Regions from separate parts of the Homo sapiens genome. Here region 1 is linked to region 2. A link is an interaction called in ENCODE POLR2A ChIA-PET data of the cell type or tissue named here. Cell type or tissue: endothelial cell of umbilical vein. All regions are shown on one strand. Links, peaks and the distances in the headings refer to the core of each region. The heading gives the core; the rest is flanking DNA.

Region 1 (12,835 bases), core at 2,559-10,558, 77 kb before region 2:
TACATAAACTGCATGTTATTTGCAAGTGGTTATGGTTTTCCTGCCCAGCCCAATGCCACTGGACTGTATGTAAGGCAGATATCTTGTCCAGCCCACTGCCACTGGACTGTTTCTGCACATAAAGCAGTTATCCCATTCAGCCCACGGCCACTGGACTCTCTCCCCTGTATGGAAGCCCCTAATAAAACTCCATCTCCTTTGCTGACTCTCGGTCTCTTCTTTGGCATCTTGATCCCGGTGCCTTCCCTATTGAGGCTAACAGGGGTTCAGCACTAAAAACCTCATCCCTTGGAGAAGGAAAATTTCATCCTGGAAGCTTAAAATTGTACGGCTGTTATGTTCAGCTCATATCTACCTCTTAGAGAGAGAGAGAAAGAAATGGCCTTTCTCACTTATAAGCTTAAAATATAAACAAAACAAATGTATTCCAACTTGATCTATATTAACTCTCAGGGGCTGGTCCCAAAGAAGAGGAAAGTTCCCATAAAAACAATTGGGGGGCACTTTTTCGGAAACAATTTCTTATTGATACATAATAAATATACATAGCTTCAAGGTACATGTGATAATTTAATACATTTATATAATTTGTAAGTTTGATCAAGTCAGTGTAGTTGGGATAACCATCACTTTAAACATTTGTCTTTATGCTGGAAATAGTTGAATTATTCTCTTCTAGCTATCTTGAAAGGTAAAATGGCTTATTGTAAACTATAGTTACCCTACTGATTTATTGAACACTAGGTTTTATTTCTTCAATCAAACTGTATATTTTCACCCATTAATCAACTTCTCTTCATGCCCTCCTCCTCATTACCCTTCCAAGCCTCTGGCAACCATTATTCTACTCTCTGTCTTCATGAGATCCACTTTTTTAGCTCCCACATATGAGTCAGAACATGTGGTATTTGTCTTTCTGGGGAAGCATGTTTTTTCCCCTATTTTTTGGTGGGGGGGCAGGCACATTTTTGAAAGGTGTTGTTAGACCACCCAGCTAAGAAAGGTACCTTAAGGACCAGACATCTGTCCAACACAGGGGAGCTTTGGATTTTTACTGCCTGTTCACCTGACTTAACCCCAGTGTTCTCTCATGGACATTTGCACCTCATTGGGCACTCCTTCCTCTCTTCTCTTCTCTTCTCTTCTCTCTCTTCTCTTCTCTATTCTCTTCTCTCTTTCCCTTTCTTTCATTCTTGTTCTCACTTCCTTTTCCTCCTTGTGTATAGACAGTTCTATTAACTAGCTGAAAAACATAGCTGTCCAGCTAGTGAGTAGGTAGGATCCCTGCCTCACCATAAATTCCTGAGCCTTGAAGAAACAGCAGGGCTGCCAAGCCTGGAGGTACCATGTAAGCTAAGATGGTAGGCATGGGAGAGGTACCTGGATGACAAGAGGCTCACCCTCCAATGCTTGGCAGTGAGTAAGACCCCAGGACCTTTTTAAACCGGAGGTGAAAATAAAAAGCTCTAATAATGACCAACATTGAGTTTTCCACCAGAAGAAAAACTTGAGAGAATTAAGAAAAATTTAAAAATAAAACCTTTCTTACACACCAAATCCATAATCTGAGAAGCACATGGAATTACTTTTGCATGTCCTCTGTGCTCTCCAAACTTTGAACCTACCCCCAAATCAAAATCATCAACCCATCCTGATGAAGACCTGGGACCAGTCCGGGTTCTGCATTAACAAATGATATCATTTTTGAGGTTCTCAACGCCTATTTTGTGCATTGTGTTGATAACCTGCTTTCCCTAGCTGTTTTCCCTGAATTGCTACAAATTAGGAGCAATTACAGATAAAGAATGTACATTCTTTTTTTTTTTTTTGTTAATGGACTATTTTTTAGAACAGTTTTGGGTTCACAGCAAAATTGAATGGAAAGTACAGAGAGTTCCCATATACCCCTTAGCCCACACATGCACAACCTCTCCCACTGTTAACATCCTGATCCACAGTGGAACATTTGCTACAATTGATAAAGCTGCATGGATACATCATTATCACCCAAAGTCCCTAGTTTACATCAGGTCTTGGTGCTAAGCATTCTGTGGGTGGAGACAAATTGTATAGTAGCATGTATCTACTATTATATCACCATGCAGAATCATCTCATTGCCCTAAAAATCCTCTGTGCTACGTTTACTCATCCCACTCTCCCCCCAGTCCCTGGCAACCACTCATTATTTTACTGTCTCCATGATTTTGCCTTTTGTAAAATGTCATATGTTTGGAATCATATAGTATGTAGTATATTCAGATTGTCTGCTTTCACTTAGTAATGTGCACTTAAGTTTCCTCCATGTATTTTCATGACTTGATAGCTCTTTTTTTTTTTTTTTTTTTTGAGATAAAGTCTCGCTCTGTTGCCCAGGCTGGAGTGTGTGATCTCGGCTCACTGCAACCTCCACCTCCCGGGTTCAAGCAATTCTCTGCCTCAGCCTCCCGAGTAGCTGAGATTACAGGTGCCCACCACCACTCCCAGCTAATTTTTTTGTATTTTTAGTAGAGATGGGGTTTCACCATCTTGGCCAGGCTGGTCTTGAACTCCTGACCTCGTGATCCACCCTCCTTGGCCTCCCAAAGTGCTGGGATTACAGGTGTGAGCCACCGCGCCCGGCCTGATAGCTCATTTCTTTTTAGCACTGAATAATACTGCATGGTCTGTATATACCACAGTTTATTTATTCATTCACTACTGAAGGCCATCTTGATTGCTTCCAAGTTTTGGCAATTATGAATAAAACTGCTATAAACACTTGTGTGCAAGTTTTTGTGTGGGCATAAGTTTTCAGCTCATTTGGGTAAATACCAAGGGGCATGATTACTGGATCTTATAATAAGACTATGTTCAGTTTTGTAAGAAACTGCCAAACTCTCTTCTAAAATGACTGTACCATTTTGCATTCCCATCAGCAGTGAATGAGAGTTTCTGTTGCTCTACATCTTCACCAGCATTTGGTGTTATCAGTGTTTTTTATTTTCACCATTCTAATAGGTGTACCATGGTATTTCACTTTTGTTTTAATTTGCAATTTTGTAATGACATATGATGTTGAGCATCTTATCATATGCTTATTTACCCTCTGTATATCTTCTTTGGTGAGGTGCCTGCTCAGGTCTCCTGCCTATTTTTTAATTAGTTTGTTCATTTTATTATTGTGGGGTTTTAAGAGTTCTTAGTGTATTTGGATAACAGTCATTTATCGAATATATCTTTTGCAAATATTTTCTTCCTGTCTGTGACTTGTCTTCCCATTCTCTTGACTGTGTCTTTTGTAGAAGTTTTTAATTTCAATGAAGTCCAGTTTACCACTTATTTCTTTTTCTTTCTTTTTTTTTTTTTTTTTTTTTTTTTGGAGACGGAGTTTCACTCTTGTTGCCCAGGCGAGAGTGCAGTGGTGCAATCTCAGCTCACTGCAACCTTTGCCTCCCAGGTTCAAGCGATTCTCCTGCCTCAGCCTCCCAAGTAGCTAGGATTACAGGTGTGCACCACCATGCCCAGCTAATTTTTTGTATTTTTAGTAGAGACAGGGGTTCATCATGTTGGTCAGGTCTTGAACTCCTGACCTCACGTGATCCACCCACCTCAGCCTCCCAAAGTGCTGGGATTACAAGCATGAGCCACCATGCCTGGCCAATTATTTCTTTTATGAATCATGCTTATGGCACTCTATTTAAAAAGTTATCACTATACTCAAGGCCATCTAGGTTTTCTCATGTGTTATCTTCTAGAAGTTTTATTGTTACGCATTTTACATTTAGGTTGATGATCCATTTTGAGTTAATTTCTATGAAAGGTATAAGTCTATGTCTAAATTCTTTTTTTTTTTTTTTTGCACTTGGATGTCTAGTTTCTCCAGCACTGTTTGTTGAAAAGACTATCTTTCTTCTATTGTACTGCCTTTGCTCCTACATCAAAGATCAGTTGACCGTATTTGTATGGGTCTTTTTCTGGGCTGTCTATTCTGTTCCATTGATCTATTTGTCAATACCACACTGTCTTGATTACTGTAGCTTTATAGTTAGTCTTGAAGTCAGGTAGTGTCAGTCTTCCAACTTTGTTTCTTCTCCTTCAATATAGAATTGACTATTCTGAGTCTTTTGCCTCTCTGTACAAACTTTCCAATCATTGTCTATAACCACAATACAGCTTCCCAGGATTTTGACTGGGATTGTGCTGAATCTATAGATCAAATTTTAAAGAATCAACATCTTGATGATATTGAGCCTTCCTATCCATGAACATGAAAGATCTCTTCATTTATTCAGTTATTATTTTATTGTACATATTTTGTTAAATTCATATCTTAGTATTTCATTTTGGGGAGTGCTCACATACAGTCAGCCCTCTATATCCTCAGGTTTCCATCTGTGATTTCAAACAACAGAACAAAAAATCAAACAAGCAGATCAAAAATAATTTTTTTTAAAAAAGTACAAAATAAAAAATAATACAAATTTAAAAAGCACTACAGTATAATAACTATTTGCATAGCATTTTCATTGTATTAGGTATTATAAGTAATCTAGAGATTATTTTAAATATACAAGAGGAAGTGTGTAGGTTATATGTAAATATTACACCATTTTATATAAGGGTCTTGAGCATCTGAGGATTTGCTAACATTTTGTCAAAGATTTTTCCATCTGTATTTATGAGATATATTGTTTCGTAGCTTTCTCGTAACGTCTTTGTCTTGTTTTGATATTAGAGTAATGCTACCCTCACAGAATGAATTAGGAAGTTTTTTTCTGGGGTTTTATCTTCTGAAAAGGATTGTATAGAATTGGTATGATTTCTTACTTAAATATTTGGTAGAATTCCCCAGTGAATCCATCTTGTCCTGGTGTTTTCTGTTTTGGGAAGTTTTTAACTATTGATCCAATATTTTTAATAGATATAGGCCTATTCAGATTGTCTGTTTCTTCTTGTGTGAGTTTTAGCACATATGTCTTTCAAGGAATTTATCCATTTCATCTAGGTTGTCAAATTTGTAGGCATAGAGTTGTTCATAATATACCTTTATTATCCTTTTGATACTCATAGGATTTGTAGTGATGTCCTTTCTTTCATTTCTGATATGAGTAATTTCTGTCTTCTCTCCCTCTCTCTTGCTCTCTCTCTCTGTCTCTTCCCCCCACCCCCTCTGTTTTAGAGACAGCGTCTTGCATGCTGTTCAGGCTGGCCTCAAACTCAAACTCCTGAGCTCAGGTGATCCTCCCACCTCAGCCTCCAAAATAGCTGGGATTAAAGGCTTGCATCACCATGCCTGGCCATTATCTTTTCTCTTTTTTTCTTAATTAACCTGGCTAGAGACATCAATTTTATTGATCTTTTCAAAGAACCAGCTTTTGATTTCTTTTCTCTATTGATTTCCTGTTTTTAACTCCATGGATTCCTGCTGTAATTTTTATTTCTTCTGCTTACTTTGGGATTAATTTGTACTTCTTTTTTTAGTTTCCTAATACGGAAGATAGATTATTGATTTTAGATCTTTTTTCTAATATATGCATTCAATGCTATAAATTTCCTGCTAAGCACTGCTTTCTCTGCATTTCACAAATTTTGATTTATTCAGTTATTCTATTTTTACTCTTATTTAGTTCAAATTATTTTTTAATTTCTCTTGAGATTTCTTCTTTGATGTATGTGTTATTTAGAAGTGTGTTGTTTCATTGCAAGTGCACAGAATGCAAGAGTTGAGGCTTGGGAGCCTCCACCTAGATTTCAGAGGATGTATGGAAAAGCCTAGATGTCCAGGCAAAAGCCTGCCAAAGGCCAGGCACGGTGGCTCACGCCTGTAATCCCAGCACTTTGGGAGGCCAAGGTGGGCGGATCACGAGGTGAGGAGATCGAGACCATCCTAGCTAACACGGTGAAACCCCATCTCTACTAAAAATACAAAAAAAAAATTAGCCAGGTGCGGTGGTTGGCGCCTGTAGTCCCAGCTACTCTGGAGGCTGAGGCAGGAGAATGGCACGAACCCGGGAGGCGGAGCTTGCAGTGATCCGAGACCGCGCCACTGCACTCCAGCCTGGGCAACAGGGCGAGACTCCGTCTCAAAAAAAAAAAAAAAAAAGACTTCTAAAGAGGTGTATCCCTCATGGAGAACCTCTATTAGGGCAGTGCAGAGGGGAAATGTGGGATTGGAGCCCCCATACAGAGTCCCCACTGGGCCACTGTCCTCCAGAACCCAGAACGATAGATTCACCAACAGCTTGCACCCTGCACCTGGAAAAGCTGCAGGCACTTAATGCCAGCCTATGAGACCAGGCACAGGGGCTGAGTCCTGTAAAGCCACAGAGGCAGAGCTGCCCAAAGCCTTGGGAGCCCACCCCCTTCCACCAGTGTGCCCTGGTTGTGGGACATGGAGTCAAAGGAGATCATTTTGGAGCTTTAAGATTTAATGGCTGCTCTGCTGGGTTTCAGACTTACGTGGGGCCTGTAGCCCTTTTCTTTTGGCCAATTTCTCCCTTTCGGAATGGGAATGTTTACCCAATGCTTGTGCCCCCATTGTATCTTGGAAATAACTAACTTGTTCTTTATTTTACAGGCTCATAGGTGGAAGGGACTAGCCTTGTCTCAGTTGAGACTTCAGACTTTTGAGTTAGTCAATGCTGGAATTAATTAAGACTTTGAGGGACCGTTGGGAAGGCATGATCGTATTTTGCAACGTGAGAAGGATATGAGATTTGGGAGGAGCTGGGGTGGAATTACATGGTTTGGATCTGTGTTCCTACCAAATCTCATGTCAAATCGTAATCCCTAATGTTGGAGGTGGGGCCTGGTGGGAGGTAACTGAGCCATGCAGGTGAATTTCTCAGGAATGGTTTAGCATCATCCCCTTGGTACTGTCCTCATGGTCATGAGTGTGTTCTCATGATATCTGGTCATTTCAAAGTGTGTGGCACCTCCCCAAACCCCTCCTCCCGCCATGTGAGATGCCTTGCTACACCTTTGCCTTTGGCCATGATTGTAAGTTTCCTGAGGCCTCCCCAGAAGCCAAGCAGATGCCAGCATCATGCTTCCTGTACAGCCTGTGGAACCATGAGCTAATTAAACCTCTTTTCTTTATAAATTACCCAGTCTCAGGTATTCCTTCATAGCAATGCGAGAATGGACTAATACACCCACACAATGAAAAACAGGAAAGATTTCATTTGGAGGATTCTATAAACACTATGTCTTGTGACCACTAATGGTCCATGATATTATTTTACTTCTTTCCAGCCCAGTCTGATAAGATTACAAACACTGAAGTTCAGTTTGCACAGAAAAGAGGACATTTTTTTCCTTCATGTCCTGCTTGATGAGAACATCTATGAATAGTGATCACTGTACTCTAAAAGACAAGGGTATACACTCACGGATGGCTTCAGTCTGAGAAGTCTTCAATAGGGTGGGCACTGGTGAAATTGATATTTTCTTTCCTCCCAATATATACAGTGGGAGAGATTTTTATTCATTCAAACATTCACTAAGTCCACTGCTAGTCATTGGGGATAGAAAGAGTAAGTTCCACCATTGTCTTAGGTAGCTAAAGTCCAGTAAAGAGATAAACATGTAAATAATAAATCCATCAGAGAGAAATCACACCAAGGCTAGCAAGCAGATACAAGATGTGAATGTATAGGAGAGATATACTGGCTTCCCCCAATTTGGAAACCACATTTAGAGATTATCTACAGGTCCCACTATCTGCTAAGAACCTACTATTTACCAAGTCCTATACTAAGTTCTTTGTATAATCCTATTTCATTCTTTTAACAACTGTGCAAGGTAGTTATGGTTATTTTCATTTTCCTTAAAGAAAAACTGAGACTTCAGCAAGGATTATGTAACTTGCCTAAAGTGAAACATTTACAAATTAGTGGAGCCAGAATTTGCACTAAGGGAAATTAGGAAGCTTTTAGTCATCCAAGCAAAAAATAATAGTGGTCTACACTTTTTCCATGGAATCAACTTGCTTCCTCAGGTAGTATATGTGGTACCTAGGTCATCCAGATACTTATTTTACCACTGAAAGAATATGAATCCTAGGCTTTCCAAGCTGACTGACCTTGACTCTAGAATGATCAAGCCAAAAATATTTTAAAACCTTCAAGCTCAGCAGCCGCCTAGAAAAGAAAAAAAGGTGCTTGCTTCTCATTTTGGCTTTTCCATCAATTAATTGTTCAGTAAGGATCCAACCATGCCCACAAATTAGAGAAACAACAAATAAATATGTCTAAGAAACCTGAAACAGAGGTTTGGCATTCCATGTGGCACTTCAGAGCCACTTCATTAAATACAAAGCCATGTTCATTTAAATTTGTCAATATCTCTCTGATCAATGGACATGGAATAGACTCCTCTGAACACATTTATTTGCTGCCTTTGGAGCAGAGCTTTCACTTGCCCCCCACTTGAACATGGTTTATCTTTTCACTTTCTCTACAGTGTTCTTGGAAGCACAAAAGTTTTAAATTTCATGAAGTCTAATGTATCTATTTTTTTTCTTTTGTTGTTTGTGTTTTTGATGTCATATCTAAGAAACCATTCCCTCATCCAGGGCCACAAAGATTTGCTCCTGTGTTTTTGACCTCTTGATCTTACCCATACAAAAACAGATTCCTCACGGTTCCCCAACACTGATGATGGCATGTTGAAATTTAATCACCAATATGATGAAATTACAAAGTGGGGCCTTTGGGAAGTGATTAGGTTACGAGGTCAGAGCCCTTATGAATGGGATTAGTGTCCTTATAAAAAGAGGCCCCAGAGAGCTAGCTTGCCTCTTCCACATATGAGGACACTGGTAGAAAGGCCACCTATAAACCAAAAAGCAGGCCCTCATCAGACAGTAAATCTGCCAGCACTTTGACCTTTGACTTCCCAGTTTTCAGAACTCAATTTCTGTTGTTTATAATCACCCATTCTATGGTATTTTGTTATAGCAGCATGAACAGACCAAGACAGGAGCATACCTCAATTCTAATTTTTTAGTGGCAATCACAATGTGCTTGATCTTTTTTTCTGGTTCCATGGGACAGGCATTTGCACCAGGTTGCAAAAAAGTTTCTGCAAGACTGGCTATGAAACAGCTGCTATTATGGCCAAATCCCTTTAGCACTTCTAGTGAGAAGGGGGTTGGGGCAAATGCCTAGTCCTCACCTACCCCTTAGATATTGTGAGATTTTAGGAAAATAAGAACCAGCCACCTCTTTCCCACAAAAAGGTTGGGGACTCTTTGAAGACACAAAAAGGTGAAAATCTTTGCTTTGTACTTTTCTTGGATTCTCTGCTTCAGGTTGAGTGTCCAAGTGAAGAATTGCTTTCTTGAATCCAGGGGGCCACGTCGGGGGTTCTCTCTGTCTTGATAGTGACTATATCCCAGCCATGATATCATATGAAACCTTCCACTCCCTGCTCAGGTATGCTATTGGCTAGCTGGTGGCTGAGTTTTTCATATGATTATGGTGGCTGAGAATTCCCATGAAATGCCATCTGCAAACTAGGGAACCAGGAAAGCCAGTGGCGGAATTCAGTCTGAAGCTGGAGGCCTGAGAATGGGGTGATTTCCAAGGCAGGAGAAGATGGAGGTCCCAGCTGCAGAACAAAGGGCCTCTTTCATGTCTTTTCAGAGCCTGATAACTCACTTCTTTTTATCACTGAATAATATTATATTGTATGAAGGTACTACAGTTTGTTTATCCATTCATGTACTGAATGACATCTTGGTTACTTCCAAGCTTGACAATAATGAATAAAGCTGCTATAAATATTTATGTGCAAGGTTTATAAAAGCTTTTATTTTAGGTTTAGGGATACATGTGCAGGTTTGTTATATAGGTAAACTTATGTCACAGGGTTGGCTGTACAGATTATTTTGTCATCCACCCTAAGCATAGGACCTGACAGTTATTTTTTTCTGCTCCTCTCCCTCCTTCCATCCTCCACCCTCAAATAGGCCCCAGTGTCTATTGTTCCCCTCTTTGTGTCCATATGTTCTTATCATTTAGCTCCCACTTGTGAGAATATGCAGTATTTGGTTTTCTGTTCTCGCATTAGTTTGTTAAGGATGGTGGTCTCCAGCTCCATTCAGGCTCCTGAAAAGGATACGATCTCATTCTTTTTTATGGCTGCATGGTATTCCATGTTGTATATGTACCACATTTTATTTATATAGTCTACCATTGATGGGCATTTAGGTTGATTCCATGTCTTTGCTATTGTGAATAATGTGTGCAAGTTTTTATGTAGACATAATTTTCAATTCATTTGAGTAAATACCAAGGAGTATGATTGCTAAATCTTATGGTAAGGGTATGTTTCATTTGCTAAGAAACTGACAAATTGCTACCAGCAATGAGGGTTCTTATTGCTTCACATCCTTATGAGCATTTGGTATCCTCAGTGTTTTGGATTCTCACCATTCTCTTATTTCTTAATGATTTTTTCACCCTTCTTATAGGTGTGTAGTGGTTATGACAGCAGCGGCCATCACCACACTGGCTGCAGCAGGGAGGCCCAGCTGTGGCTGCACATTCCATGGAGCCAGTGGGAACCCCACTCCATCTGAGTTGGGGCAGGAGCTCCTCAGGTGCCACTGTAGCCACCCAAACCATAGCTGCAGACCCAGGCCTCCTGCTCTACAGAGCAGGCAGGAGCCATCCCCACCCTCCTGGGTAGGGCTACAGCCGCCCAAACTGCAGTTGTGGATCTGAGCTCCCTGTGCTCTTGGGGGAGGGCTGGGAGCAGGCAGGATCTGCCTTCCTGAGTGCAGCTGTGGCTGCCCTCCCAGGCACAGAACCCAGGCATCTCTACAGCCTGCACCCTCAGGTCAGGAAAGGACTGTCCCTGATGCCCCAAAGGCTCAGGGATGTTGGCTCCCACTGCCTGGCTTCTCTTCTCTCCCTGCACCTGCTCCACTCTCAGAGTAGGGTTGGGGCCAAGTCCTGGGGCCTTGAATGGCAGCAGGAGGCAGAGTCCTGGGTGGAAGAAGGCAGGTACTTGTAAGGCTCTACCTTCAGGCCAGGGAAGACCCGAAGGCTGGGGACCAGGCTGCCAGTCCCACAGACCAGAGTGGGGACTTCTGGTGCCTGTTCCACCCATCCATGGCTACCCATGGACCAATCTGCATGCACTTCCTCCCCTCTGAGGTCCATAAAAGCCCTAGGCTCAGCCAGAACACGGCAGAGGACAGCCAGAGGAGGAAGAGGGCAGAAAGAGGACAGGACCACCAGCTACAGAGAGGAGTACCCTCTCTGCTGATAGCTGGAGATGACAGGACAACCAGTAGCAGGGAGGAGCTACCCTCTCTGCTGAGAGCTGCAGAGATGACCTGCTAGCAGAGAGGAGCCATCTTCTCCAGGGCCTCCTCTCTGCTAAGAACTGAACACTTGAGGGATGACCTGCCTACAGAAAGGAGCTACCCATTGTGGGTCTCCTCTGAGCTGTTGTAACACTCTATAGCTCATCTGCGTCTTGTTCACCCTTCACTTGTCTGCATACCCCATTCTTCCTGGATGCAGGACAAGACCTTAAGTAAAGGCACCATAGCCACAGAGGTTTCTGGCCAGAAAACTGACACCCCAAATATCCTGTAACTGTGGTATTTCATTATTGTTTTAATTTCCAATTCCCTGATGATATATGATGTTCAGTATCTTTTTATATGCTTATTTGCCATCTGCATATCCTCTTTGGTGAGGTGTCTGTTCAGATATTTTGTCCATTTTTTACTTAGATTGTCTGTTTTCTTATTGTTAACTTAGAGCATTTTTAATGATGTAAATAAATATCTATTTAAATATTCTCATTTCAATTGACTCATTTGGTCAGAATAATCTGATATATTGACATGAATCACAAATTGCAGGGGCAACGTAGGAGTGGGGATGAATGGAGAAAGAAGATTTCAATTAAGTTATTGATATCAGCTCCTCCTTCGATTGTTTTTATACAAACGGGGTGCCTATTTGCAAAGCTGGAAGTAGAAACAGAGTCTGGCATCTGTTGTCAAACTTAAGAGACCAGAGACTCTGATCTTAAAATAGGGCTCTGTGGATTATGATAATCCACCCCCAAGAAGGAAAGAAAGCAGTGCTCACACCCCCAGCTTCATACCTCAGTTCCTTACCTGCTTTGCTAAGATTTACAAGAAAAGGGTAGTAAAAGACAGTATTTTTTTTCTATTCATTAATACCAAGGTAAACTGATCAGAACATACATCATGGTGACATGTCTAAGTCTGTTGATTTATGATTATTTGCAAGACATGTGAACAGCATATAATGTGAAAAAAAAGATGCTAGCATTTGTCTAGCAAAACATTAGCAAGCTATAAATGGGTCCTAGTCTTTGTCCCAGTGACCAAAGAGAGAGCTGTTCTCTTGCTGAGATTCTTCATCTTTCTCTGACAGATTTTTCATGGAGATTCTGTGTTCTGATGGAGGGGTTGATATCTTGACTTCCTGCTGCAGAATGATATGCTCCACTTCAGCACAGAGCCTGTAGACGTGGCCTTCTTTGAGACCTCCGCACTTCCCCACCATTCAAGTGAGCAATCTACCAGAGCATACAGCCTGCAGGGAAATGGGTCAGAGGCTCATTTCCTCAGGACATTTGCCTGAAACCTCCTGAGATTTCTTTTTCGAAAGAAAGAAAGAAAGACAGAGAGAGAGAGAGAGAGAGAAAAGAGAGAGAGAGAAAGAGAAAGAAAGAAAGAAAGAAAGAAAGAAAGAAAGAAAGAAAGAAAGAAAGAAAGAAAGAAAGAAAGCCAAGTTGCACAATTTCTAATGCTTCAAATCTCTTTGTAGACAGGAGCCAAGTACCCCCCAAAATTAAAGT
Region 2 (12,835 bases), core at 2,328-10,327:
ACAAAAAAAAAGAATGGTGGTCCTCACCACTGAGTAATTGGCATGGACCCAGCCATGTCATTAAGGAATACAAATGTCTATTTCTGCAGGTCTTTTCTCTTAGCTTGGTCACAGTTTCCAGAGAGAAATGTTCTACTCTGAGGGGCACAGGCCTGGCTGCCCGCCTCCTGGACACTGAGCAGGAGAAAGGATCTTGTTCTCATCATTCTCAATGACTGTTTTTAGTAGGACCCCCCTCCGCTCGCCACCACCCTCAGCTACCCTTAGTGTCCAGTCTACATCTCTCTGTCTTAAGGTCTCCGGAGAATACAACTCTGAGCCCTTCTTCCAAGTCAGAGAGGGAGAGTTGTTTGAGTGTGGGAGGTGAGGAGAGAATCTCAGGGTCTAACTGCTCTTGATACAAACTTCAGCAGTACACCTTGTTTTCCGCACACCCATATCCTGACTTTTATGGGTACCTGCTTTTGTCATTGCTGAGCTTTTCTGGGCTTCAGTGGTGCACATTAATCTGTTCTCTGCTATTCCATCTACTTTCTTTCTTTCTTTCTTTCAGAATTGCATTGATTTCTTTAGTCTATTATGGTCTTCTCTCTAATTTTCTTTCTCTTTTAAAGTTTCTATACTTTTGTATTTCCTTACCATTATCTTAGTGGAGTTTTGGACTCTTTTGAGCTAATGCACATAATCCATTTTCATATTTAACCAGAAGTCCTCAATGCCTATCCTACCACATCTATCAAGACAATCAAGGGATTTCTTTTTACCTGTAGAGATAATTATATTGATCCTTAAAATAATATTCAGCTATCCTTGCAATTCTGGGATAACCTCTATTTGGTTATAATGTATTATTTTCTATTGAAATTCATTTTATTTTCTTTTTTGAGTGTTATATTGATTGATTTTGGTATTGGAATTCTGGCAGCTTAGTGAAACAATTTGGACAGCTTTTTAATCTACATCTATGCTAGGAAATAAATTTACACTGCATAGAAATTATCTGTTCATTGACAGTTTAAAAACACTTGCCTCTAGACTTCTAGACTCCATGCCTTTTTAAGGTAAATATTTGAAAATTTTTAAAATTTTTGATTATACATTTTTCCTAAGAAACTGTTCACTCAACTTTTCAGAAAATATTTAAAAATTATACTGAATGAAAGAAGCTTTACTCAAGAAAGCACATATTATTTGATTCCATTTATATTCAGTTCTAGGACAGGCATAACTAATATAGGGGGAAAAGATAGAAGAATTGTTTCCTGGAAGAAGGGGGGTGGGTAGGAGCAGAAAAGGACTGGGAAGGGACATGAGGTAAGTTAGTGGGGTAATGGCAATGCTGAATAATTATTGTGATAGAGGCTTGGGTTACACAGGTGTATGCATTTGTCAAACTGAGTGAATGTACACCCAGATTTGTAAACATCATTGTATTTTACATTAAAAGAGAAAACTATTAAGAAATATTGAACTCTAGTTAATGATATGAGTGCTGAAATATTTAGGGGGAAGTGTACAGGTGTCACAATTTACCTTGAAATGCACCAAGAAGTAAGATGGATTGATAGGTAGATAGAGGAATGGATGAATGAATAGATAATATAGATAATGTGATAAAGCAAGTACAGGAAAATCTTTTTTTCTTTTTTACTTTCTCTGTTGCAGGCTGGAGTGCAGTGGCATGATCTTGGCTCACTGCAACCTCTGCCTCCCGGGTTCAAGTGATTCTCCTGCCTCAGCCTCCCGAGTAGCTGGGACTACAGGCGCAAACCACCATTCCCAGCTAATTTTTGTATTTTTAGTAGAGACGGGGTTTCACCATGTTGGCCAGAATGGTCTCGATCTCTTGACCTCGTGATCCGCCTGCCTCGGCCTCCCAAAGTGCTGGGATGGTAAAATCTTAATGGTAGAATCTAAGTGGTAGATATATAGGTGCTCACCATAAACATTGCTTGACTTTGCTCTATGTTTGAGAAATTTTATAGCAAAAAGTAAAAAATTTTTAAAGTAAAAAAAAACTTAGCATAGAAATGTATGTAGTAATTATATTAGTTTTCTATTGCTATGTAACAAATGAACATAAATCTAGCATCTTAGAACAACATGCATTTTTAAAAAATTTCTTTAATTGTATTTTAAGTTCCAGGATACATGTGCAGGACGTGCAGGTTTGTTATGTAGGTAAACGTGTTTCATGGTGGTTTGCTGCACCTGTCAACCTCTCACCTAGGTGTTAAGCCCCACCTGTCAACCTCTCACCTAGGTGTTAAGCCCCACATGAACATGCATTTTTAAATCTCACAGTTTCCATGATCAGGAGTCCAGACACAGAGTGGCTGGGTCCTCCACTCAGGATCACATAAGGCTGCAGTCCAGGTGTTGGCCGGGTTACATTCTCATCTGCAGGCTCAACTTAGGAAGAGTCTGCTTCCAAGCTCATTCAGGCTGTTGACAGAATTCATTTTCTTGCAGCTGTATGACTGAGCACCGTGCTTCCCACTGCCTATTGGTGGAGGCCATCCTTAGCTCCTAGAGGCCACCCACCGTTCCCTGACTTGAGGTCTTCTCCAAAGGCAGTCCACAACAGGACCGTTTGCTTCTTCAAAACCAGCAGGAGGATTTCTTGCTAGCTGATAGAGTTTGGATGTTTGTACCCTCCAAACCTCATGTTGAAATGTGATCCCTAATGTTGTAGGTGGAAACTGGTGGGAGGTGACGGGAGCATGGGGGCAGATCCCTCATAAAGTGTTTGGCACCATCCCCTGGGTAATAAGTGAATTCTTGTTCAGTTAGTTCATGCGAGATCCAGTTGTTTAAAAGTCTGGAAACTCCCCTCCCCACTCTCTCACCCCTCGATCTCCTGCTTGTGTTCTCACCATGTGATGCACCTGCTTCCCCTTCATCTCCTGCCATGAGTGGAAGCTTCCTGAGGCCTCACCAGAAGCAGATGCTGGCACCATACCTCCTGTACACCCTGCGGAACTGTGAGCCAATTAAACCTCTTTTCTTTATAAATTATCCAGTCTCAGGTATTCCTTTATAGTAACATAAACAGACTAACACACTAGTCTGCTAAGATGGAGTCTTACATAATGTAACCAAATCAAGGAGTGATAATCAACCACCTTTCTTTCCCATATTCTGTTGGTTAGAAGCAAGTCATAGATTCCACACACTCAAGGGGAAGGGATTATACAAGAATGTGACCCATAGGGGGTCATCTTAGGGTGTATTCTATCAAAGATAAGCAAAGCTAGACACAAGTAAAAATGGTAAGGATAGATTGTAATCGCCAATATACGACTGCACTAGAGAAGAGGGTCCCACATGAACAGAACTCAACTTCAGTTTGTACAAAGATGATGACATTTTAAAGGGAGAGCAATGGAGTAGGGAGTGGAGACAATGGGGGCTCAGCAGTTAGGGAAGCGAAAACATTTGCAAAGGGTTGTTCAGTGTAAATGCTGATTGGGCCAGCTGTGTCTGCTAGCTGGCAGTTATCAAAGTCAGGATTGCGTCCTTCCACAGTCACTGGGAGACAGAGGCCCTGTTCTTCCTGATGATAGTATCTCAAAGGAATGGCTTTCAGGTCCTTGAGAAAGACACTCCTGAGTTGCAGGAGGTACACACATATCCCAAGGGACAGAGGAAAGATTCACAATAAGCCCTTTTTAGTGAATGCTCTAAGAAAGGATGATCAAGGGCCTATGGTCAGGTGTCAGCTGGAACAAACAGTCAATTCTTTTGTAGCCTTGAGCTCTCCCAAGCAGGCACTTTAAGGGAAGCTAAAGTCACCTAGAGATGTGGCCTTGACTGGTGAGAAACTAAGTTAATGCTTGCTTAAATCTTTTAATGTGAGTGGGGGGCTGGATGACATCATTTGTATTGAGTGTCTGTAGTTTTTACAGGCCAAGATAGAGGCCTAGCCAAGAAGGGGATTCAGAGGACTCTGGCTAGAGTTTAGTAAGAAGAGAATGTTTATCAGTTGAACACACTATTTTTCACTTTACCTTTTAATCTCCTTATTGGTGGTGGTTCTATTTCCTTTCTCTTTCTTAGCGGGGCTTATTTTCTGCCTTTTCTCTTTTACTCATCTTCTTTCCATCCACCAAGATTTATGTTTTGGCTCAGAAAAAAATATGAAACAAATAAAAAGCTGACCACTAAAACAAAAGGTAAAGAAAAAAGGTAAAGGAAGAAAACAACCCACAGCGATAAACACAAAGGACAGTTTCTATTCTGCGTTTTTTCTTTAATTTTTTTAAAATGTGATTTTTAAAATAATGAAAAGTTAATTTCATGGCACAGGGTATCATAAGAGTGAAAACTTGTTTACTTAAAAAGAATAGAAAGAAGAATTTATGAAAAAGAATAGAGGGAAGCAAACCAAAGTACTTGAAGCCCTAACCAAATTAATCAGCTCCTTGAGAAATGTCCATTCCAGAGCCATCAGTAATTAATTTAATTGTTCTTATCTTGATTTAAAAGGACAGCAAAGCAATTTTTAAATAATCTATTTGTTGGCCACAACAAACAGGATCATAATTGAATTTACCAATCTCAGAATTACATTTCTAATCTGTGAAGTATGAGTTAACAGTAGAGTAAGATGAAACATATGTAACACAGTTTCCTTCTCTGTGACAGTGAAGGTCACAGGAGATACAAGGCCGAATTCAGCAATGAGTAAAGCTTTCGGTTTTGAGTGTTCTAAACCAGAGCACTGCTCTAGGGGTAGTAATTTGCATCTAGTTAGCAATCAAATGTTTATTGATAATAATGATTATTAAATGAAAGCTTATATTCCCTAATAAAAATGTTAGTTTGTGAATCTTAAAGTTTAAAAAGCACTCCTTTGAACTGTATGTGAACTTTGTAAAGTACTTATCAGTAGCACCACCTTTTATAAACGAAGCTGACCCACAAAGGGTGTGAGATTTGCCTAAGTCACAGTTGGTGAGTTCAGAACTAACATGCAAACTCCTGTCTCCCTCCAAGATTCCACTCTCTTTCCAGTCTCTCATCTGCTTCCTACCTTCTCATACATTCTTCAATATCAATTTCATAACTTCCCTCTCTCTCATTTCTATACCAAGAAAAAAAGAGTCCAAGAATGATCTCTAACAGTTAGGGTTTTTAAGTAATACCAAGGTCACTTCCCACTGGAGAGGAATTTTCACATTAGATGCAAAGAGAACTCCTAAAAGAGGCTTCCAGCCACAGTTGTGTGTGGGGTGTGTGTGTGTGTGTGTGTGTGTGTGTGTGTGTGTGTGCAGGCATACTCAGGCAAGTACATTAGAAGAAGCCTAGCAGCTGCCTGATAGAGAAATATGAGTAGCAAAGGGATAAATCATGCCACATGTCAAAGCAACAACTAATTTCCAACCCAAACTCTCTGGACTGTTTTGTTTACCTAGTGCCTGCATATATTCCCAGCACACTTCCTGCCCGTTAGCACTCATCTTTAACACCACACTTAGAGAGGGGCCTCTTTCAGGAAACTGAAGCCATCATTCATTATTGATTTTATAGAAGGATTATAAATAAACTCAACATATGGTGCCATGAACTCAGTAAACTTAATGTCGTTAGAAATTCATTTTGGTTAACTTCTAGTCCAGCCCCATTCAATAGAAATATAGTGCAAGCCACCTATGCAATGGTTTATTTTCTAGTATACATTTTAAAAAGTAAAAAGAAACAGGTGAAATTAACTTTAATACAATATGTTATGTAACCTACTATCTCAAAAATATTATTTCAATATAAGAAAGTATTAATAAGATATCTTGCATTATTTTTGTACTGTTTTAAATCCATTGTGTGTTTTACCCTCACAACACATTTCAGTTAAGACTAGCCACATTTCAAGTGCTCAGTAGCCACGTGTGGCTAGCAGCTACAATTTTGGATAGCACCAGTCAAGACTTAGTTAAGAATAACCCATGTGTGAACTATAATATGAAAATTCATTTTCCAGGTAAAAGAAGAAATTGTAGATTTGAAAATCTGATTCCTGCTGACTACAGTAAAATTTGTATTAGTAACAAGTGTTCCAAATCCCTCAAATATCAGAATGCACTGAATGCAAATGAAAGTATTCCATGATCTATATATAGTGAACAAACCTCAAAAGCTTTTAAAAACAAAAAACAAAAAAACTTTTTCTGTGTTGAAGCAAAAAGTCTCTAACTGTGGCCAGGGAACAATTTAACCCAGGTTGCAAGCTAAATGCATTCAGGATCCAGTCAAGTCACATAAATGAATGGGAACCAGTGTGCTGTATGTAAGACAACAGAGTGATGGGAACTGTGCCAAATTAGAAAATTCTTGCTTTGTTTAAACATACTCAAATTGAAAACCTGCATAAATACCACTGTGTCAAACAAAACATCTGTGAGCCAGATTTGGCCTGTGAGATATCAGTCTGCAACTCCTCATTCAACGGGACAAAAAAAGTGAGCATCACAAAGAAAGGATTTGTTTTATTCCCTGAAGGGGTAGGTCTGTCTCCCTGGTTACATTGCCAAAAACAACATTTTCTCCTCCCAATAATAGTGGTTTCTGTGGTGTAAACATGCCTCCCACTTGGAGTTATCTGTTAGAAGTTCAGTCTTTGGGATGTCCAAGAAATGGGAAAACTCACAGACATAAATCCTCCACTGGAGTGTTATGAAACCACTTGAAGAACATGAGCCTGACTTGGTCACTGCTGTGAAACCAAGAGCAGTTTGAGTGCTGGTCACTGCTACACTGTCCCTGCTGACCAGCCAGGCAGCTCTCAACTGTGGAGCTGTGTACTTCAAGGTTATGGGTCCTTTACCTACCATCCATCTTTCTCTAACTAGACGCACTCTTTTAAAGATAAAGAATATTTCACATATACACAAAAATATGTTAAGCCATCTGTCTTAAAACAAAAAATTGGCTTTAGTTCTGAAATTTCTTGAGAATATGTGATAAGGTTTGCATTAGAATAATTATATTCGCATTTTAGAAGGATTACCAAGCAGGTAATCAAAACACACTTCTCCTAACTGCATAGATATACAACAGAGTATCCTCAAAAAGAGAAAGTACCCTTTTAAAAACATACCATACCATTCTTTGGGTGTTCATAATGTAGTTCCTTTTGACAAAGTGACTTCTAATCAGGATGTTGTCATCATGGCAGAAAGAGCAGCCACCTAATTTTAATTAGAAGGGAATACTTTGGACCTCATTAGGCTCATTCTTTTCAGGGAGTGTATTACTCTGCTAGGGCTGCCGTAACAAAATACCACAGACTGTGTGGCTTAAACAATAGAAATTTATATTCTCAATGTTTGGGGGCCTGGAAGTCCAAGATCAGGGTGCCAGCAGGGCAGGGTTCTTCTGAGGTCTCTACCCTTGGCTCGCAGATGGCCCCTCCTGCTGCCTCTTCACAAGGGCGTCCATCTGTGCGTGCACGCCCCTGGTGTCTCTCCCTCTTCTTATGAGGACACCAGTCACATCGGATTAGGTCCCCACCCTAACAGCCTCATTTTAACTCAATTACCTCTTTAAAGGCCTAATCTCCAAATCTGGTTCCATTCTGATGGTCTGGGGGTTGGGGCTTCAACACATGAATTTTGAAGGACACAATTCAGTCCATAACCGAAAGTAACATTTCTTGACAACGAGAACAGCTAACATTCATTGAGCATTTCTTACATGCTACCAACCGTAATCAACACTTTACGTGTTTTAACTCATTTCATTCTCACAACACCTCCATGAGCTAGATCTTTGATAATCCCCATTCTGCAGGTCAAAAGGTTGAGGCAGAAAGAAGATAAGTAACCTGCCCAAGATCTCACGGCTGCTAGTAAGCGGCAGAGCGAGGGCATGAATGTGGACACCTTAGCTCCCAAAACCAAGCATTTAACCAATTTATTACAGATAAAAATGTTTTTACCAGCAGAGAATCTGCTACTCTGAAATGGTTACCAACGGTCTGGTATTCTGCCTGTTATGGATTAAACTGTATCCCCCAAAATGTATGTGTTAAAACCCTAACCCCCCAATGTGACTGTATTTGGAAACAGGGCCTGTAAAAAGATAATTAAGGTTAAATGCGGTCACGAAAATGTGGCCATAATCCAACAGGACTGGTGTTCTTATAAGAAGGGAAGAGATACCACAGAAGAAAGGCTATTTGAGGCCCCAGGGAGAAGACAGACATCTGCAAGGCAAGCAGAGCGGCCTCAGGAGAAACCAAACCTGCGAACATCTTGATCTTGGACTTCAGCCCCCAGAACCTTGAGAAAATAAATTTATGTTGTTTAAGTCATCTGTGATACTTTGTTATGGCAGCCTGAGCTGATACATACACTGCCTCAATCCCTTTTTCAAGAGCTAGTGTGGTAAGGGTCTCTGATAATCACAGATAACCTTTAAGAGTCTGATCCCAGGAGATTGTCAAGTCAGTAAAAATTCTTGAAGAAAGGGGCTTCTCAGGACACTGGACCCTGGAGTTTGAAATGTTTTATAGAAACCTTTAAGCCCTGCTTTCCATGCCCAAGTAAGGATATGAGCTTCTAGATTCTGCATTTGGATTAAGAGTTAGGAGAACCTGGCCGGGTGCAGTGGCTCACTCCTGTAATCCCAGCACTTTGGTAGGCTGAAGTGGGTGGATCACCTGAGGTCAGGAGTTTGAGGCCAGCCTGACCAACATGGTGAAACCCCGTCTCTACTAAATACAAAAATTAACTGGGTGTGGTGGTGGGTACCTGTAATCCCAGCTACTTGGGAGGCTAAGGCAGGAGAATCACTTGAACCCGGGAGGCAGAGGTTGCAGTGAGCTGAGATTGCACCATTGCACTCCACCCTGGGCAACAAGAGCGAAACTTCTCTCAAAAAAAAAAAAAAGAATTAGGAGAACCTAATGTTTGTAAATTTCATGAAAGAAGAAGCCCATAAGTTAAGAGTATAGTTTCTGAGAATAAAAAGGAAGTGGCAAAACAAGAATGGAACTTTTTGAGCTTGTTAAGACCCTAACTCACAGGAACCATATCCCTGCCTCCCAGCATGTTCCTTAATAGACCTATCCCATTAGGAATGTTGGAGCTCACAGGAAGCTGTGCGGAGATAAACTGCATCTGATCTCACCCAACATAATGACCTCACTTCCAATAAAATGTATAATTCTTTGCTGGTTAAGTTGGGCATTTACTTTAAAAGTTAAAATGCTTGTGGGTGTGTACTTTCTTCTGACAAATATGAACCCACCTGACACCCTGTGGAATTGAACTGTGTTTGTATTTTGAGCAACAGGCCTCACAAATGACAAATGTTTGAAAAACAAAAAAAAACTCATACAAAGGTTAAACCTGCTGTAATATAAAAATGGGATATATGCTGTTATCTATAAAATTCTAATATCTTGCATTTCTTGACAAATTTTATCAACAGTATCTTTATTGTTGTTTAAACAGTCTAGTAACCTGACTTCAATTGAAAAGATAAATAAACCAGAGAAAGACCCAGTGTAGACCAAGGAGAAAGACTGCAGCCTGAAGTAAGAGTGTTCATGCATTTATTCAATGCATTTAATCACCAAGCTTTATTAACAGCCTGTTATGTGCCTCTGTGCTGGGTACAGCCAGACTGAGTTGAACAAGCCATAAGAAAAACCAAGGAGAAAATAAAGTGAGCTCCTAAGACATGAGAGCAAGAGCAGCAAGTTCTAGAAGAAACAGAAGTAACTTGACATGACTTACTTGAAAAGGATACCCTTGCAAACTGGGTAACAGCACAGAGAAATTAAAAAAGAGAGGACAGGGCCAGGTGCGGTGGCTCACGCCTATAATCCCAGCACTTTGGGAGGCCGAGGTGGACGGATCACCTGAGGTCAGGAGTTCAAGACCAGCCTGGCCAATATGGTGAAACCCCGTCTCTACTAAAAATACAAAAATTAGCCGGGTGTGGTGGCACGTGCCTGTAATCCCAGCTACTCAGGAGGCTGAGGTAGAAGAATCATTTGAACCTGGGAGGCGGAGGTTGCAGTGAGCCAAGATTGTGTCACTGCACTCCAGCCTGGGTGAGAGAGTGACACTCCATCTCAAAAAAAAAAAAAAAAAAAAAAGAGAGAGAGCAGACAGCTGGGCTTGCAGAACACAGAGGACATGAAATGCTTAGGAAGAAAATCAGCCCAGACAAGAAGAGAAAAGTGGGCTGAGACACATCTAACATTCCAGGCTTGAAAACTTTACCAAGTTATGGGTAAAAAATAATTTACATATCTACTTTTTTGTCCACAATTGAGTTAATTACTTAGAGATATTTGTGATGAGTTCTATAGATTTCTTTAGGCTGCTTCGTTAAATCCACATAAACGCTACCGTACTTATGATGGTGTTTTACCCAGCATAAGTAAATTGAAAATATTGTAAGTCAAAAATGTACTTGATATACTCAACCTACCGAACACCATAGCTTAGCCTAGCCTATGTCAAACATGCTCAGAACACTTACATTAGCCTACAGTTGAGCAAAATCATCTGGAAACACAGAATACTGTAGATTGTTGGTGATTTACAGTGGTGATCATGTGTCTGGCTGGGGGCTGTGGCTCATTGTCACTCCCTGCCATCACAAGATAGTATCATACTACATATTACTAGTCCAAGAAAAGATCAAAAATCAAAATGTGAAGCACTATTTCTACTGAATGTATATTCAGTATGTAAAGCCAATTGTAAAGCCAATATTCACACAGAGAGAATAGCTCAGCAGAGAGAGACTCCATTTGTTTGGGGGAAAATAAGAGGAGAGAATAAGAGTCTCTGCCTCGTAATCAAAAGAATTCTCCTAGATCTTAACCAAGACCACCAAGGTGGTATCTCTACAAGCCTGCAAGAACCACAGCATTACTGGGCTTGGAGTGCCCTGTTAAACAAATATGGCTGCAGTGACCAAAGATTTAGATCACAACCTACACATTCTCTTAAATATCTGGAAAGCTTTCCCAAAAAAGAACGGGTGCAAACAAGCCCAGACTGCAAAATTTACAATAAGTACGTAACTCATCAATGCCCAGACACCAACAAATATTCTCAAGCATCAAGACCATCGAGGAAACCATGACCTTACCAAATGAACTAAATAAGGCACCAGCAAGACAGAGATCTGATACCTTTCAGATAGAAAATTCAAAATAGCTGTTTTGAGGAAGCTCAATTAAATCTAAGATAACACAGAGAAGGGTAGTCAGAATTCTATCAGATAAACTTAACAAAGAGATTAAAATAAAACAATCAAGCAGAAATTCTGGAGTTGAAAAATGCAATTGACATACTGAAAAACGCATCAGAGTCTCTAAACAGCAGAATTGATCAAGCAGAAGAATTAGTGAGCTTGAAGACAGGCTATTTGAAAATACACAGTCAGAGGAGACAAAAGAAAAAAAAGAATAAAGCATGCCTACAAGATCTAAAAAAAATAGCCTCAATAGCCTCCTTGAGGAGGAGGTAGAGAGAGAGATCTGGGTAGAAGGTTTATTGAAAGAGATAATAACAGAGAACTTCCTAAACCTAGAGACAGATATGGATATTCAAGTATAAGGAGGTGATAGAACACCAAGTAGGTTTAATCCAAATAAGACTGCCTCAAGACATTTAATACTTCCAAATGTCAAAGATAAAGAAGGATCCTAAACACGGCAAGAGAAAAGAAACAAATAACCTACAAAGGAGCTCGAATATGTCTGGCAGCAGCCTTCTCTGTGGAAACCTTACAGGCCGAGAGATAGTGGCATGACATATTTAAAGTGCTGAAGGGAAAAAACATTTATCCTAGAATAGTATATTCAGCAAAATTATCCTTCAAACATGAAGGAGATATGAAGATCTTCCCAGACAAACAAAAGCTGAGGGATTTCATCAACAACAGACTTGTCCTGAAAGAAATGCTAAAGGAAGTTCTTCAATCTTAAAGAAAAGGATGTTAATGACCAAGAAGAAATCATCTGAAACTACAAAACTCACTGGTAACAATAAGCACACAGAAAAACACAGACTATTATAACACTGTAATTGTGGTATGTAAACTACCTTAAGTAGAAAGACTGAAAAATGAACCTATCATAAATAATAACTGTAACAACTTTTCAAGACACAGACAGTACAACAAGATATAAATAGAAACAACAAAAAGTTAAAAAGCGAGGGAATGAAATTAAAATGTAGAATTTTTATTAGTTTTCTCTTTGCTTGTTTGTTTATATAACCAGTGTTAAGTTGTCATCAGTTGAAAGTAATGGGCTACAAGTATTTGCAAGTCTCATGGTAACCTGGAATCAAAACACACACACAAGATACACAAAGATAAAAAAACAAGAAATTTAAACATACCACCTGAGAAAATCACTTTTACTAAAACAAAGAAAGGAAGGAAGGAAGGGAGGAAGGGAGAAAAGGAGGGAGGGAGGGAAGGAGGAAGACAAAACAACCAGAATATAAATAACAAAATGGCAAAAGTAAGTCCTTACATATCAATAATTACATTGAATGTAAATGAACTAAATCCTCCAATCAAAAAACATAGAGTGGCTAAATGGATAAAAAATACCAAGACTCAACAATCTGTTGCCTACAAAAAACACACTTTATCTGTAAAGATACACACAGACTAAAAATAATGGGATGAAAAAGATGTTCTATGGGATGAAAAAAGATATTCTATGTGAATGGAAACCAAAAATGAACAAGAGTAGCCATCCTTATACAAAACAAAATAGATTTCAAGACAAAATCTGCAAGAAGAAACAAAGAAGGTCATTATTTAATGACAAAGGGGTCAATTCAGTAAGAGGCTA

The links. Peaks named below come from ENCODE experiments on the same cell type or tissue, not always from the same donor. Only the 100,000 strongest peaks of a DNase experiment are listed, where the experiment ranks them.
Region 1: POLR2A ChIA-PET joins it to region 2 with 6 read pairs; 3 of 35 experiments call an interaction of 5 or more read pairs at or near these places.

The regions. Positions count from the first base shown.
Region 1 is chr9:84,192,691-84,205,525 of GRCh38, reverse strand. No RefSeq gene overlaps it. Among named protein-coding and RNA genes, the nearest start is that of SLC28A3-AS1, 79 kb to the left of the region's middle. In endothelial cell of umbilical vein, for the core only: no CTCF peak of the experiment used is centred there; no DNase peak of the experiment used is centred there.
Region 2 is chr9:84,115,955-84,128,789 of GRCh38, reverse strand. No RefSeq gene overlaps it. Among named protein-coding and RNA genes, the nearest start is that of RMI1, 140 kb to the right of the region's middle. In endothelial cell of umbilical vein, for the core only: no CTCF peak of the experiment used is centred there; a DNase peak (open chromatin) is centred at 6,399.